Linked DNA regions of Homo sapiens: region 1 is linked to region 2. A link is an interaction called in ENCODE POLR2A ChIA-PET data of the cell type or tissue named here. Cell type or tissue: GM12878. All regions are shown on one strand. Links, peaks and the distances in the headings refer to the core of each region. The heading gives the core; the rest is flanking DNA. Region 1 overlaps TPM4 (tropomyosin 4). Region 2 has its middle 6.9 kb from the start of MED26.

Region 1 (2,910 bases), core at 323-2,822, 550 kb after region 2:
AATAAATATGTTCACGTGGGGTGTCACCCGTTCTCAGCTAAGTCTCAAAACACCCTCCCCCACCTGTACGAGGTCTCACCCTCAGCATGTGAGCAAGCTCTCTGGGTTATTTATTGCCCCAAAACCCCTTGTAGTACCCAAGAGATCAAAGTGACTTGCCTAAGGCTCCATAGAAAGTGCCAGTGGTAGAAGCTGACTCTAGATCCCCAAGCTTCAAGTATATAATTCTTTCTACTGAGACACAGCAGTCTTTAACAGGGGTGTCACCAAAGGCCTCTGGGGACATGGTGCAAACAAGAGACTGGCCTTCGCAGCCTCCCTTGGTTTGCCAATATGGGAGCCCTCAACGTCAGCATCCAGCCAGGCTGGTCTGACTGTGAACAGCAGCTAACCCAGGCCACAGGCACAGCCAGGAACTCTCGTGACTGGGTCCTTCCACTGCCCCGTGGCTGCCGGAGCTGCCACTCTCTCCCTTGATTCAGTGGCTGAAGCAGAGTCTGCAGTAGCGTCTGTTCCCTCTGCCCTGGCTGTTCCACTACTTGGGAAGAAATTTCCAGCTTGGGTGACATGCAATCTCCAAGATTCCTTAGCTGGTTTCTAATCTCTGGTTAGTGGTCACAGCAGCACAACCAGAAATGCATCTTAAATTAGCTAGGCGTGCCAGCACTTTGGGAGGCCAAGGCAGGTGGATTACAAGGTCAGGAGCTTGAGAACATCGTGGCTAACACGGTGAAACCCTGTCTCTACTAAAAATACAAAAAAATTAGCCGGGTGTGGTGGCGGGTGCCTGTAGTCCCAGCTACTTGGGAGGCTGAGGCAGGAGAATGTCGTGAACCCAGGAGGTGAAGCTTGTAGTGAGCTGAGATCACGCCAGTGCACTCCAGCCTGGGCGACAGAGCGAGACTCTGTCTCAAAAAAAAATTAGCTGGGCATGATGGCATGCGCCTGTAGTCCCAGCTTTACTCTGGAACTCTGGAGGCCGTGGCGGGAGGATCGCTTGAGCCCAGGAGGTCGAGGCTGCAGTGAGCTGTGATCGCACCACTACATTCCAGCCTGGGTGATAGAGTAAGACCCTGTCTCAAAAAAAAAAAAAAAAAAAGAAATGAATCTTTGGGAGGTGTTTATACTGCAAAAGCATGGTGGCTGGCTCAAGTGAGAACTCCGGTGTGAATGAGGGGCAGACGCGATGATCACTGGTCGGGCCCACACCATTGCCACACAAGGAACTCCTTTTCCACCACACACAGACTGCTGCTTCTGTGAATTACACAATCTACCCTCAGTCTTCCAGAGAGCCTGTGCCAAGGCGTGCCAGAGAATGATCTGGCTACCGAGGAGAAGGCACCCTACTGGTGGCTGGGTTGCAGCACAGATACCATGGGCGGGTGAGGAACGTGGTCAGTTTCTTTTTGAGACAGAGTCTCACTCTGTTGCCCAGGCTGGAGTGCAGTGGTGCGATCTTGGCTCACTGCACCCTCTGCCTCCTGGGTTCAAGCTGGGGGATCTTGCCTTAGCCTCCTGAGTAGGTGGGATTACAGGTGCCCGCCACCACGCCCAGCTAATTTGTGTATTTTTAATAGAGACGGGGTTTCACCATGTTGGCCAGTCTGGTCTCAAACACCTGACCTCAGTTGATCCACCCGCCTCGTCATCGCAAAGTGCTGGGATTATAGGCGTGAGCCACGGCACCTGGTGCATGGTCAGTTGCAAGTACATTAACCATGCTGGTTTGCAACTGTCCCTGAAATAGCTGTCACCGTCCAAAAGCCTAAAGCCTGACAGCTCTGCTAACAATCACCTGTGCATCCCAAGTTTCCTTTCCTCCTCTCCACAGTACTCTGCTTTTTTTTTTTTTTTTTTTTTTTTGAGACAGAATCTCATCTGTCACTGAGGCTGGAGTGCAGTGGCACAATCTTGCCTCACTGCAGCTTCAAACTCTTGGGGTCAAGTGATCCTCCCACCTCAGCCTCTTGAGTAGCCAGGAGTACAGGCGTGCACCACCACACCCGGCTAATTTTTGTATTTTTTGTAGAGACAGGGTCTCACCACATTGCCCCAGTTGGTCTTGAACTCCTGAGCTCAGGCGATTTGCCCGCCTCTGCCTCCCAAAGTGCTGGGAGCACAGGCAGGAATCACTGCATCCGGCCTACCTGAAATTTGGTGTCTAGAGAACACTAAGAGGCACTGTGGCTTTCAGAGAAAATACGAGAAGCAGTGCTTTGCAAACTGACCACCATGGACAGTCATACTTGCAGTCTCACATCTGCCCGTTCTGTTTGCCTTTCTGTCTGTCGGAAGTTTCTTTTCATGGTTACCGTAAGGATAAACACCCCTCACTTTATTTTGAGATGGAGTTTTGCTCTTGTTGCCCAGGCTGGAGTGCAATGGCACGATCTCGGCTCACTGCAGCCTCTGCCTCCTGGGTTCAAGAGATTCTCTTGCCTCAGCCTCCTGAGTAGCTGGGATTACAGGTGCCCGCCACCATGGCAGGCTAATTTTTTTGTACTTTTAGGAAAGACGGGGTTTCACCATGTTGGCCAGGCTGGTCTCAAACTCCCAACCTCAGGTGATCCGTCCGCCTTGGCCTCCCAAAGTGCTGGGATTACAGGCATGAGCCACCGTGCCTGGCCACGGATAAACATCTCTACCCATGGAGTGATGGTTTACAAAGTGCTGTCATGCACTTTTTTGTGGACACATGCATGTCCTTGTGACCTTGTTTACTTTCACACCAGCTCTGCGAGGTCGGCAGCATGATCCCCATTTTCTAAAAGCAAACACGGATGCCACCAGATTCAAAGCGTCCTTACCTCTCACTCTCATCTGCAGCTTTTTCTGCCTCCTCCAGCTTCTGCAGGGCCGTGGCCAGTCGTTCCTGAGCCCTGTCCAACTCCTCCTCAACGAGCTGGA
Region 2 (2,910 bases), core at 307-2,806:
GTGAGACCTTGTCTCTACTAAAAATACAAAAACTTAGCTGGGTGTGGTGGCGCATGCCTGTAATTCCAGCTACATGGGAAGCTGAGGCAGGAGAATCGCTTGAACCCGGGAGGCAGAGGTTGCAGTGAGTCGAGGTCATACCACTGTACTCCAGCCTGGGTGACAGAGTGAGACTCTCAAAAAAAAAAATTCCACAAATTTATTCTTTACAATTCTGGAAGTCAAAAGTACAGAATGGGTCTCTGTAGGCTAGCATCAATGTGTCCGCATAGCTGGTTCCTTCTGGAGGCTCTCAGGGAGAAATTTTCCTCGCCTTCTCCAGCTTTTAGAGGCTGCCCACATCCTTGGTTCACGGCCTCTTCCTCCATCTTCCAGGCAACCAATAGCCTGTCAAGTCTTCCTCATGACACCCTGTCTCCTAATTCTGACTCCTCTACCTCTTTCTTCCCCATTTAAGGACGCTTGTGACTCCATTGGGGCCACCAGGAGAATCCAGCAGTCAGTTGATGAGTTATGTTAATTTCACCTGTACCCTTAATTATCCCTTGCCATGACATATTTACAGGTTCTGGGGATTGGGATGGGGACATTTAGGGGAGTAGGGGCAAGTACTCTGCTAACACAGGGTCAAATTGTGTATACATACATATATATATATATATATATATATTTTTTTTTTTTTTTTTGAGACAGGGTCTTGCTCTGTTGCCCAGGCTGGATTGCAGTGGTACAATCTGGGCCCATTGCAACCTCTCCCTCCCAGGTTTAAGCGACTCTCCTGCCTCAGCTTCCCAAGTAGCTGGGATTACAGGCGCCTGCCACCAGGCCCAGCTAAATTTTTTGTCGTTCTCTTAGAGATGGGATTTCACCATGTTGGCCAGGCTGGTCTCAAACTCCTGACCTCAAGTGATCCGCCCGCCTCGGCCTCTCAAAGTGCTGAGATTACTGGCGTGAGCCACTGCACCTGGCTACTCTCTTGATGTTGCCTTCTGTGTTGGGGCACAACTCTGCACCTTTGTTTCTGGGAAGCTCCATTGGCTAGGGTGAGTTTGTTGTTTTTTTCCTTCAGATCCACCCTCCTAGTTGGTTTTGGACATCAGCACCTTGGTCCTCTCCTGTCTGCTCTTTGGGGAAATGGCTTATACTTGATTTGGTTCAGAGTCTGGGAACCCTGAGCTCTGGGCTGGACTTTTTTTTTTTTTTTTTTGAGATGGTGTCTCACTCTGTCACCCAGGCTAGAGTGCTGTACTGTCTTGTCAGCTCACTGCAACCTCCGCCTCCCAGGTTCGCGTGATTCTCCTGCCTCAGCCTCCTGAGTAGCTGGGATTACAGGCATGTACCACCATGCCTAATTTTTTTTTTTTTTTTTTAGGAGGGATGGGGTTTTGCCATCTTGGCCAGGCTGGTCTCAAACTCCTGGCCTCAAGTGATCCACCTGCCTCAGCCTCCCAGAGTGCTAGGATTATAGGCATGAGCCACTGTGCCCGGCCACGGGCTGGACTCTTTAGCCAGCCCCAAATCCCAGCCACATGACTTTGGCTGGGTCACTCCTTTGAGGCACGAAGACCACGTCACTTGGTTGCATGCTTGGGTGCCCAGTGGGACAGGTATGAGAAGACCCACTCAAGAGTGGTGAGAAAGAAGGCTGGCTAGGAACCCAGGTGGGGCAGGTTGTCTGCACGTTATGGCTATTATGAGCAGTGCTGCTATGGACATTTACATGTACGCACGTCTTTCTGTGAGTATATGTTTTCAGTTTTCTTGCCTTTTTTTTTTTTTTTTTTTTTTTTTTAAGACAGAGTCTCAGTCTGTTGCCCAGGCTGGAGTGCAGTGGCACGATCTTGGCTTACTGCAACCTCCACCTCCTGGATTCAAGTGGTTCTCCTACCTCAGCCTCCCAAATAGCTGAGACTCCAGGCATCCACCACCACACCTCCCTAATTTTTTGTATTTTTAGTACAGACAGGGTTTTGCCATGTTGGCTACGCTGGTCTCAAACTCCTGAGCTCAAGTGACCCGCCTACCTCAGCCTTTCAAAGTGCTGGGATTACAGGTGTGAGCCACTGCACGCAGCCATGTTTTCAGTTTTCTTGAGGGAGATTCCTAGGAGTAGAATTGCTGGGCTGTGTGGTAACTTCCAGGCCTCCTTAAAGCTTTAGCCTGGACTGGGTAGAGCATGGTTTCCACTGCATTCTCTTAGTCACAGTGAGTTGCAGGTTCACCCCAGCGTCAGTGGCGGGCGGGAAGTGGGGATGACACAAGGACCTGAGTGTCCAAGGGGGCTTCATGGAGCCCTCATGTGAAGTCCCCAGCATGGACCCTGACACATCGTAGGTCCTCAACAAATGTCACTCCCTGTTGTCACTCTGTTTAGTACTAAGAATAATGATATAAAACTGGGACAGTAAGGAAAACACAAACTGTTGGGACCTATATCTGAATCTATTAGTCTGCCTAATAGAAAAGCCACCATCAGGATTTTGGAGATTACAAGCTCACTTTAGATTAGCCATACTGGAGTCAGCCCTGGAGGCTCCCAGAGATCAGAACAATCCCAGCGCTTGACAGGATGGCTGGGAAACAATACATATGAATGCCGGAAAATGCAGAACTAATCTAGGAAAAAGTGTAAGAAGAAAATAAACATCATCTGTCATTCTATCTATCAGAGATAACTGCTGTCAATATTTTGGTTTCCTTCCAATATTTTTTCTATTCACTCTGTGCATAAGTATGTATATTTTAATAAAAGTATAATTAAGATCACAATGTATATAGTTTATATGCTGCATTTTATTATTTATTGGGAGCGTTTCTCCATCAATAGTGGCTTTATTTTTGTTGTAAGAGACGGGATCTTGCTCTGTCACCCAGGCCAGAGTGTAGTGGCACAGTTGTAGCTCACTGCAG

What was found. ChIA-PET counts read pairs that join two places held together with the same protein. Peaks named below come from ENCODE experiments on the same cell type or tissue, not always from the same donor. Only the 100,000 strongest peaks of a DNase experiment are listed, where the experiment ranks them.
Region 1: POLR2A ChIA-PET joins it to region 2 with 5 read pairs; 2 of 35 experiments call an interaction of 5 or more read pairs at or near these places.

What each region holds. Positions count from the first base shown.
Region 1 is chr19:16,081,947-16,084,856 of GRCh38, reverse strand. It overlaps TPM4 (tropomyosin 4), which reads right to left. Exons shown (of 8, transcript NM_003290.3): 2 at 2,811-2,910. Among named protein-coding and RNA genes, the nearest start is that of TPM4, 6.9 kb to the right of the region's middle. In GM12878, for the core only: no CTCF peak of the experiment used is centred there; no DNase peak of the experiment used is centred there; H3K4me3 peaks cover 863 bases; H3K27ac peaks cover 819 bases.
Region 2 is chr19:16,633,660-16,636,569 of GRCh38, reverse strand. It overlaps a transcript of SMIM7 not described here. Among named protein-coding and RNA genes, the nearest start is that of MED26, 6.9 kb to the right of the region's middle. In GM12878, for the core only: no CTCF peak of the experiment used is centred there; no DNase peak of the experiment used is centred there.